2 separate regions of the Homo sapiens genome follow, and region 2 is linked to region 1. Evidence: read pairs that join two places in POLR2A ChIA-PET (ENCODE). Cell type or tissue: Panc1. All regions are shown on one strand. Links, peaks and the distances in the headings refer to the core of each region. The heading gives the core; the rest is flanking DNA. Region 1 has its middle 32 kb from the start of LINC02870. Region 2 overlaps INPP5A (inositol polyphosphate-5-phosphatase A).

The links. Peaks named below come from ENCODE experiments on the same cell type or tissue, not always from the same donor. Only the 100,000 strongest peaks of a DNase experiment are listed, where the experiment ranks them.
Region 2: POLR2A ChIA-PET joins it to region 1 with 7 read pairs; 2 of 35 experiments call an interaction of 5 or more read pairs at or near these places.

What each region holds. Positions count from the first base shown.
Region 1 is chr10:132,474,074-132,479,441 of GRCh38, forward strand. No RefSeq gene overlaps it. Among named protein-coding and RNA genes, the nearest start is that of LINC02870, 32 kb to the left of the region's middle. RefSeq lists enhancers at 2,693-3,293, 3,294-3,895. In Panc1, for the core only: no CTCF peak of the experiment used is centred there; no DNase peak of the experiment used is centred there.
Region 2 is chr10:132,663,815-132,669,182 of GRCh38, forward strand. The region is part of intron 4 of INPP5A (inositol polyphosphate-5-phosphatase A); the gene reads left to right. Among named protein-coding and RNA genes, the nearest start is that of NKX6-2, 120 kb to the right of the region's middle. RefSeq lists an enhancer at 1,946-3,145. In Panc1, for the core only: no CTCF peak of the experiment used is centred there; DNase peaks (open chromatin) are centred at 2,407, 3,346, 3,725 and 4,183; H3K4me3 peaks cover 2,801 bases; H3K27ac peaks cover 4,551 bases.

The DNA.
Region 1 (5,368 bases), core at 297-5,296:
AGGAAACTATAGTTATACAACAAAGGAAATGTAATCAAATTTTATGTCATAGCCCAGATCTGAGTCATATTTACCTAACACAAACACTAACTTTGATTTAATGAAAAACTATGGCCGGGCACGGTGGCTCACGCCTATAATTCCAGCACTTTGGGAGGCCAAGGTGGGCAGATCATGAGGTCCGGAGTTCGAGACCAGCCTGGCCAACATAGTGAAACCCCGTCTCTACTAAAAATACAAAAATTAGCCAGGTATGGTGGCGGGCACCTGTAGCCGCAGCTACTCATGAGGCTGAGGCAGGAGAATCCCTTGAACCCAGGAGGCAGAGGTTGCAGTGAGCCAAGATTGCACCACTGCACTCCAGCCTGGGCAACAGAGTAAGACTCTGTCTCAAAAAATAAATAAATAAATAAAAAATTGTGATTTATCCCAAAAAAAATAGGAAGAAAAGAAGTTCATGGGTCTGTGTGGTGATAGAGGCCATGTAAGAGAACTTAACTTTCATCTTCCCATCTACGGTCAACAGATAATATATAAAACTCAAAAACCAAGCAACAACAAGGTAAGTGTGTTATTTAGAAATATGTAGGTAAATACCTAAAAAAATTTCTGCAAAGAGCTGAAAGTGGTGGCCTCTGAAGAGGAAGAACTTTCTAGAAGTCAGACAGATTAGGTAAGGGGCTACAGCATTTGGTTATAAGCCTTGCCGCACAGTTCAAATTTTAACATTAATTATGGTTTTGATTAAAATTAAGGTTAATGGATATCAAACATTATCAAATGCCTTTTTGTTATCTATTGACAATCAAATGATTATATTTCTCATTTAACCTATTGATATAATTAAGTTATTAGATTTTATAATATTAATTCATCCTTGCCTTCAAGGAATAAATTCTGTGAATTTGATATATTCTTTATTTAAAATGGTGACTGAATTTACATTTAAGAATTTATTTGGAATTCTTATATCTACATTCGTAATTGAGATTATATTATAATTCGTCTTGTGATACTATCTTTGCCAAGTTTTAATATCAAAGTTATACTAGGTTCATAAAATTAAGTGGGGAGCTTTCCAAATATTTCTATGAATTTTCAATGTATATGGCATTGGAGCTCTGTTCCTTAAAAGTTTGAACTAACCCACCTATAAAGTTGTACTGGTCTGGCATCACGTATGGAAATAATTCTTTGGCAAAACCCTTTCAGTTCATTCAGTGGTTATTCATCTCTTAAAGTGTTCAGGTTTCCTTTTGAGACAATTTTTGGAAAACCACATTTTCCTGGAAAATTGCCCCTTTCTTTGAGATGTACAAATGTAATAATGTTGCACATTATTTCATTTATAATTCTTTGCTACTATGTAATTTTTAAGAATTGTTTTTGATAGTTAACTCTGTTAGGTAACCAAATACAATTATTTCAACCACTGACCTGTTGAATTTATTTCAAAACTCACCCTCAGTTTTTTAACTTCCAAGACGCCCGTCACGGTGTCTCTGACCTCAGGTCCCCTCTCCACTGTCCTGGTTGGAAGCAGGGTGAGCCTCTCAGACCCACGGCGAATGCAGATTCTCATTCCTTCAGTTGCTGTCAGTTTTGGGGTAATGTTTCCCCTTTCCCCTCTCCATCGACCTGTTTATTTCTGATTTTTAGGCAGCTTCTCTTCTTTTTAAAATCTTCTTACTCTATTGAGACCTCTTATGTATCCTCTTGTTCCCCAAGTCCACTTATTCTTAATTTTTAATGAAAACATAAAGCAGATGCTTCAAAAAATAGTGAGAGAATCTCTGCGAGAAAATCTTTTCGAAGCCTGTTTTATCTTCCTCTTGGCCGGCTAGCTCTCTGCCCTTTATGATGGTGGATCTTTTCACAGGCCCACATGGTTTTATTCTGGGTGTGTGCACGTGTGCGTGTGTACACACCTATGCACTCATGCGTATGGATTTTCTGTGCACGTGTACATGTGCATACGGATGTGTATGTGAGCAAAAGTCTGTGCACACATGCAGGTGTGTGTGTGTGTGTGTGTGTGTGTGTGTGTGTGTGTGCCTGCCCCGTCTGTCTCCTCCCGGAGTGCTGAGGGGACTCCTGCACCCCAGTAGAGCAGGCATCTATGAGCAGATGTTTCCTGGCTCCCCTCACACCCGTCTGCTTTGGAACTTAAGCTGAAGGTGGCCATGCACCCAGCCCCTGGCCACCCTGCCACCTTCACCTCTTGTGGTCACCGGCCATGGTACCTTCTGCATTCCATCCAGGTGTCTCCTTTCCCGAGCCTGATGGAGAGCTGGGCTGAGGTGAGCCCCCTCCTGCGGTCACACAGCACCTGCTGTAGACCAGGCGCCTAGGTGCAAAGCTCCTCCCACCTCCAAACCCCATCTCCACCTGGGCTGTGTCCTGGGAACCAGGTGCAAAGTTCCTCCCACCTCCAAACCCCATCTTCAGCTGGGCTGTGTCCTGGGAACCAGGTGCAAAGTTCCTCCCACCTCCAAACCCTGTCTCCAGCTGGACTGTGTCCTGGGAACCCAGGTCCCAGAATGGACACAGACTGGGGAGCTCCCCAGGGGCTCCAGCTCAGGTCTCCTGGGTCCAGGCTGGGACGCTGGGTCCCCCACCAGCTGTCTGAGACCCCAGGCCTGGCGCCCTAGGGACGTGCCATCTCCATGTCTGCACTGAGGTCTTTGGGTTTCTGCAAGCTCCCCAGCTGATCAATAAGCTGCTCACAGCTGCAGACAGGCGAGCCCGCATGTTGGGTGGCCCCTGTGGCATTTCACTGGAGAAGCATTAATCAGCCCAACCTTTGCATCTGCCAGTGGCCTAGCTTGTGATGTGCTTGGAAAGCCAGGGCTCCCGGCCCGGGTCAGAGATGCCGCTGGGGTGCTCATCAGCTGGGGGCACTTGGGTTGAGGGCTTCTATCAACTCCCTCCTGTTACCCACTCTGCAGCGGTCACAGGAGCAGTTGCAGGACTCATGGTGCAGGGTCCCCGACAGCCTGGGGAGGAGCTGGTGGTGCCAGGGATGTGGGCGTGGGGACCCCAGGAGACAGGGAGTGAGGCCCTCCTGGATGCCCACGTTGTTCCTTTCTCCAGCTCGTCCCTCCTTCCCTCATCCCTGCTCCAGGGTCTCCTGAGTCTCACCCACTTCCACACGCGTCTCTGACAAGTGGGTCCCCACCGCCAGCCTCCCCAAAAACTTCCTCCTGATAACACAGCATCTGATCACTCATCCCAGGGCCCTCCGCAGACTCCAGTCAGGGCCCCCAGACCCCAGCTCACAGCTGCGCCTCCTGCCAGCTCTGGCCCCTGCCCTCCCCTGACCCAGAGGCTGCTCCTCCTTCCTGGGGTCTCAGGCCTCGCCTCTTCCATAAAGCCTTCCCTGGGCCAGGCGGGGCCCCCACTGTTTGCCTGCTTCCCCCATTGGTTGGGGGCTCCAGGAGGGAGGGAGAAACCCGAGCACAGGCAGGCCAGACAACAGGTGCAGCCCGGGCCCCTGAGTCCTGCGACCATCCTGCTGGTGCCGTCCGAGCTTCTTCCACATAGGCAGGCTTCGAGGCCGCCCGCCCACCTCCAGGGGCCCCAGGAGAGAACAGGAGCCAGAGAGGAATCAGAGCCACCCACTTCCCTCCCAGCAGAGGCCACCTGTGCAGATATGGGATCCCAGGGGGCTGCGGGGCCTATGAGGCTGCACAGGGACACAGACAAAAGCTGGGCCATGCAGGACGGCCGTGCAGCCAGGCCACCCAGGAGCGCACTCCCTCGCTAGCCAGAGGCAGCCTGGGCCAAGACCACTGAGGGCAGTGCCCCACCCACTCCCCGTGGAGCACATGCCTGGCTCTGTTTAGCCCGGGAGTGCAGCTCTCCCAGTGCCTCCAGCTGATGTGGCCGCTGTGCCCTGGGACCTCCTGCTTCCTTAGCAGATGTCAGGTGTGCCCCCGTCGGAGCCCCCTCAGCCTCCAGAACCCAGAGTGTGGGCCAAGAACCACAGCCATGGAGTCAGGAGCATGTGGGCTTCCAGGCTGAGGAGAGGGGCCCTGGGGCCCAGGGAGCCGGGAGAAAGCAGCCCCCACCCATGGCCCCGCAGCCCCTCGCAGGGGGCTTGTCAGCCCTGAGGTCTAGCAGGGGGGGCATCTTCCTCCAGGCCAGCTCTGGGGGCACCACACTGGGTGGGTGCTGGGGCCCAGGGATACCTCCTGCTCCTCACCCTGCTGGGTTCAGCTGCCCACCTGGCCTTAGGAGCCATCTGTGGTTTCTGACCCTGGGCTTTGCCTCCAGGTCTCTAGCCCCCTCTGGAGCGGGTCAGAGAGGTGGGTGCTCCCAAGGCCAGTGTCTGCGTGGTCCTCGAGCCTCCTGCTGTCCAGTCTCCTGGCCTCCTGGCCCCTTCCCCTGCAGCAGGTCCTGTGGGGTACAGGGGGGAGAAAGGAGAGGCCTGAAGGGGCTTCCCCCCGGCACCCTCTGCCCTCTGGGCCCGGGGATATTGAAGCTGGGCAAAGGCCGCTGCCGAGGCCTGCAAACCCCAGGAAGTGGGTGCAATCCTCCCTTTGGCAGCCCCAGCACACCTGCTCCTGCAGCCTCCACCCTGCCCCTGGGGCCCAGAGGACGTGACCCTGAGCACTTGGGAGGGGCAGTTGCTGGGTGGCAGGAACCCGGGCTGCATGGTTTGAACCCCACCTCTGCCACCTCTGCCAACTCTGTGCCTCAGTCTCTCCACCTGTACAGGAGGCACTGAGACAGTTCTGGCCCTGAGGGTGTCACAGAGCACCTAGCCGAAGACGTCTGCGCCTCAGGCTGTGCCCCTTTCAGGGCTCCCGTCGGTGTCCCAGGGCTGCTGCCACAGAGCCAGCATGTGAGTGGCTAAGACACGTGTTTGCTCCCACAGTGCTGGAGGCCACGTGCCTGCAGTCAAGGTGTCAGCAGGGCCACGCTCCCTCCGAAGCCTCTGTCCCTCAGGGGGGACCCTTCCTTGACTCTGCCGGCTCCCGGTGGCTCCTGGCGTTCCTGGGCGTGTGCCTGCATCACCCCAGCCATGCCTTCTCACGGACTCCTCTCTGTGTTCTCTGCTATCCTTGTAGGGCCCATCCTAGGTCCGGGTGACCACATCCAGAGATCCCTAACATCCCTAACCCATGACATCAGCAAGGCTACTTCCAAATAAAGCCACATCCTGAGGTTCTTGGTGGACATGAATCCATGGAGCCCATTCCCTGGCTGGAGCAGGAGCTGGACAAGGGGCCCACCTTGAGCCCCACCTTGAGCCCCACCTTTAGCCGTACCTAGAGCCCCACCTTGAGCCCCTTCCCACAGAGGGAAAAGGCCAGGGCTTAGGGTGGCTCAGTGACCTTGCGGGACCATGCATGGCTGACGGGCC
Region 2 (5,368 bases), core at 310-5,309, 190 kb after region 1:
AGCTGGGCAGGGCCGCGCTCACATCATTCCTCTCCCCCTGTCGCCGGGTGGGAAATCCGTAACAGGCTCTGTGGCAAAGGCTGGGCCAAGGTGCCTCGTGGGCAGCCGATCCATCAGGCGGCCGACAGGCGTGATCGAGTGCCGTGTCACACGCAGCCCAGGAAACAAACACGCCGCGCGAAAGGTATTGGTGAACGAACTGAAAAATTGTAAAGCTCTTAAGGACTTTCATGCTTGTTAGCATTTTTTGACAGAAAATCACTGAAGCAGTGAACATAAAGAAATAGCCATGGTTGATTCACAGTTTAGCTTGTTGTTCTGTTCATTTGGCCTCAGGTGATGTTTCACTTCCGGAGCCCCGTGAGCTGCTCCTTGCTCTGCCTGGCTTTCTTTCCTGTGCAAATTCTTGCGGGTCCCTCAGCTGTGCTCACCCAACCACAGCCTCCCTGGAGATGGGTTTTTATGATTTTGAAGGAGACCGAAGGAAACTGAATGAACAAATATTTTCTCCAAAGCCCGTCCAGGTTTGGCTTCAGATGCTGTGAGCCGTGTGTACATTTCTAGGCTTAATCCACAGAATGAATGTGAGCTTTTATGTCACAGCCTGCCCAGGACCCTGCTGTGTGCCTGGAGGGCACCTGACCTGCTCTTGAGGCTTCACTACCTGATGTCCCAAAGGGAACATCGTGTTTTTCAGTGTGTTCCTGAGCAGATGGGTGTCTACACAGACCTCGCCTGTTGCCCTGTGCGTTTGTGTGATGAGTTGGGGTGTGGCACACCGCTGTGTGGGGGTGGCTGGGCCTCTGAGTGCGCTCTCTCACAGCCACGTCTGCTGGGGCCCACAGCTCCCCATCAGCAGCAGCCCAGAGCTGAGCACAGAAGTGTGGGTGATTTTCATGAGTGCACCTTGCCATTTGGCTTGGCACCTGTTAGAACTGCTATGTGCTCTTTGAAAACCACCCATCCTTCTGTCCCAAGGAAGGTGACAAGCACGATGTTTTCCTGGGAGAAAGTGGCTCCCATCCTGGCCACACATCCCTGTCAGGGCAGCGTTTAGTGCATCCCACCTGTGCACGTAGAGATGCATCCTGCTGTCTTAAGTATCGGAGTCCCCGATGTAGGCTTGTTGGGGTGGCTCAGGTTTTCCCGTTGCAACTGAGGCGTTGAGCAGTCAGGGGCTGCCCCTGCCTGCCCAGAACTTTCCTGAAGTCGTGGCCTGGCAGCGCCCCGCCTGTGCAGGGCAGGTCCCTCAAGGCCAAGCCCTGTTGTGCATGAGGGCACCCCCAGACTGAAGGAAACGAAGCTGGAGCTTCAGAGATCATGCCCACCTGAGGCCTTCCCTCGCCTTTGCAGACACACCTGTGTTTCCAAAGAAGGGGGACAGACGGAGCACTTCACTTCCATCCCGAGAGTGTCTCCCAGACAGCGCACCCCGCAGCGGCCACTGGCTGACCCGTGGCCTTGAGAACACAGGAAAGCCCCCTCTTAGATTCACAGAAACGCCCTTCCTAGGAGTAAACGGATCCTGTGTTTTTCCCCTCGATTCTGTGTCGCTAATTGTTAATTATGACAAAGGAAAAGTGATATTAAGATTCGGGGTATTTGTTTCATTGTGTAATTTCTTCCTTGGTTAAAAGGGAAGAATGGGCTGGGTGTAGTGCTTCACACCTGTAATCCCAGCACTCTGGGAGGCTGAGGCAGGTGAATTGCTTGAGCTTAGGAGTAATCCCAGCACTCTGGGAGGCTGAGGCAGGTGAATTGCTTGAGCTTAGGAGTAATCCCAGCACTCTGGGAGGCTGAGGCAGGTGAATTGCTTGAGCTTAGGAGTAATCCCAGCACTCTGGGAGGCTGAGGCAGGTGAATTGCTTGAGTTTAGGAGTAATCCCAGCACTCTGGGAGGCTGAGGCAGATGAATTGCTTGAGCTTAGGAGTAATCCCAGCACTCTGGGAGGCTGAGGCAGGTGAATTGCTTGAGCTTAGGAGTAATCCCAGCACTCTGGGAGGCTGAGGCAGGTGAATTGCTTGAGCTTAGGAGTTCAAGACCAGCCTGGCCAACATGGGGAAACCCCATCTCTACTGAAAATACAAAAATTAGCCAGCTGCAATGGCGTGCACCTGTAGTCGCAGCTACTTGGGAGGCTGAGGCTGGAGGATCGTGTGAGCCTGGGAGGTGGAGGTAGCAGTGAGCCAAGATCACACCACTGCACTGCAGCCTGGGCAACAGAGCAAGATCCTGTCTCAAAAAAAAAAAAAAAAGAGAAGAATGATATAACCACATTAGTCCTTTACCAGGTTTGCCTTAAAACTGAGTCACTGTGTGCCTGGCCTTTACTCAGCGCTTCCTCCCATGTCGTGACTGTTATAATGCATCATTACTTCCTCACTATGATTCATCTAGGAACTTGGGGGAGTAATTCATAGTCAGGGATATTTATGTTTAAACCGACAGAAAGGGAGAGCCATTTGAACACATTATTCCATGTTTTCACTGGTTTTAAATCTGATTTCTGCTGGCTGGGGGAAACTTGAGGAACTGTGAAGTCATCGTAGGCAGTAGGGAGGTAACGGATAAGGGCCTTTCAAGCATGCAGTGAAGAGACACCAGCTGTACAGCTCCCTCCTGTATGGAAAAGGTGGAATTTAGACAGTTAAAGTATTAAAGTATACATCACTGGGTTTGAAAACAGCCACAAAAAAACCCCTGTCGGATCACCCAAAACCGCTGGCCCCGTGGCGCACCATCCCGAGGCTGCCGACTTTGCAGTGGGGCTCTCTTTCCTTCTGGAGTGCAGCAGCATCTGGAATTGTCTGGGAAAACCCTGAAGGATGGCCCACACCGAGCCGAAACATCTTTCAAACGGAAATTGTTACACTGTGCTCTTCATCTTGAAATTAATGTTTGGTTGTCAATTTTTATTGCTGACCTAATGGATGAAGTCCAGCAATTGCAGCTGTCCCCTTAAAGCGGCCCCCAGCGTGTGCTGTGCAGACCTTCTCGGCAGGCTACCCACCCACCTCATCCGTAAGTGGACTCGGGTAGAGAAAGATATCTGTGCATTGAGAGCTCGTTGGAGATAACTTGAGTCATAATGTGTACTGAGTGTGCTGGGAATCATAGGAGGGTAAAGGTGGTTTTTAAAAAAGTTATTTTCATTAATTCCTCTCACCCCCAACCCCCTCTGCCACCTGGGACAAAAAAATGGCAGGGTCCTGCTGGATGCCGCTTTCCAAGCTGGGGCAGACCCGCCAGTGTTGAGCAAGAGGGAGGTTTCATCTGAGGCTGGCTGAGTTTTATATATCTATTTATGAGATCCAATAATGTAATGATGTGCTTGTCTAATAAATGCTGCTGTACAAGCTCAGGACAGCAGACGTTTCCAGTATGACCTGGATTGTCTAAGCCGCAGCCCCTTTTGGTTGGAGCTCGGCTGTTTAATAAATGTCGGCTGTTCTTCCAACCATCATAATTATTTAAAGGGGCTTCAAAAGAGAGAGAACAAATCAAATCAAGCCATTACTGTTGAAGCTCGTTCTGGAGTTAAGTGTGTTTTTAAAACTGTGGGCCTTGTGCAGAGGCTCCTCCCAGTTTTCATCTATTATCACAATAATTGAGTTTGTAGCTGGAATTAAATTTATCAAATTGCGTTATCCTCTTTAGAAATTGGATAGGCATGCTGGCAGGGCGAGGCAGAAGTTAATCTGCTTTGCTGAAGCCTCCAGTGGCCCTGCACAGCGGGGCTGAAGAGGCCCAGACAGCTTCCTGTCACCCCGGACACGATGTAATTTCTCCTCAATCCCTTGTGCAAATAATGACATTTGAATCGAGCATTAACAGGCTTAATTACTTTAAAATTGTCATTTTAATTTACACTGATATAGTATTGATCATACAAGCAGAGATTAAGCTGTTCAGTGGAGCAGATGATGGGGAATTAAACATTAAAGGGTCCTCAGGGGGCCGTGTGCGCTGCCCGGCGCGAGCCGGAAGAGGGATGATATTTCTCGGTAATGAACTGGCGGCATGCGGGGACATGAATCTTGGGCTCTTGGAAAAGGGGAAATAATGGGGTTTGGGAGGCATTTGCAGGTTATTCATTCGCCGCCATGCACCAATTCTCCAGTGATTCATCCGCCTCACCAACATTTATTTATCCAGCAAATTCCGGAGCTTTGACCTTTTTGCTAAGTACATTGAACATAAGTTGGAGTGGAGATCTTTCAAGTGTAACTTTTACAAGTATTTGTTATTTTTCCTTATTTCTAGGCAACATTAAACAAAGTTATTCAGTTTTTTGAGTGTACTGGAGTCTGCCGGCCTTGCAGGGTTGGTGTGGTGGTGAGGGACTAATGGGCTCCTGCAGCCCAGCCCCACACTTGACTTTTGAAAATTCCAGTGGCAGATCCCAGGCTCAGGTGTCACTGATCCTTTCTTAGGTGAAATGACACGAGAGCCTCACGTTCCTGCCATGGGCTGATGGCCTCGGCCTCCTTTCAGTTGAGGCTTTCTGTTGGTGGTTAGGGGGCAAAGTGACGCCCTGTAACTTATTGATGCTGCCATGGAAAAAATATGGAAATGAAGCAGAACATGAGTTTCTCAGAAGCACATTTGACGGACTTCTTTTGGCGAAAATCAGAGCACTTCAAATCCTGTAACCTCAAACTGTTTCACTTTTCAGAGGTTATATAATAAAAAGTTAAGTGATTGATTTTATAGTTCAGTAGGGAGTGATGAAATTCTTGATCACTATCCATAATGGCTTTATTTTAAACAGTGGGCTAGAGATTTAATTAAAGCATGATCAGGGAAATGAAAAAATGTTGATATTTCTCCTCAAATTAAACATGAATTTGCACAGGGAGCATTAGAAGGGCTTATCATTCCTCCTGATGTTTTTATTCTCTTCCGTAGGATTTAAAAGCTTGCGGCCCACTTCACCCCTCTCTGAATAGCTCAGGGGGCTTCAGCCCCTGTTGACCGTGCTCTGGGTTTGGTCCATTTCTGTGGCTTTCTTTAAAAACTGCCGAGCTCCATCGCACGACCACCACTGCTGGCGTTTATTGAGCGTGTACTGCTTGTGAGGCTTTGTTCTGGGGGATCATTTCCCCACTTTATCTTTGGGGTGCCGGAGACACAGGAAGGTTAAGAAACAGCCGGTGAGGCCGGGCATGGTGGCTCACTCCTGTAATCCCAGCATTTTGGGAGGCCGAGGTGGGTGGGTCACGAGGTCAGGAGATAGAGACCATTCTGCCAACATGGTGAAACCCCGTCTCTACTAAAAATACAAAAAATTAGCCAGGCGTGGTGGTGGGCGCCTGTAGTCCCAGCTACTCGGGAGGCTGAGGCAGGAGAATGGCGTGAACCCAGGAG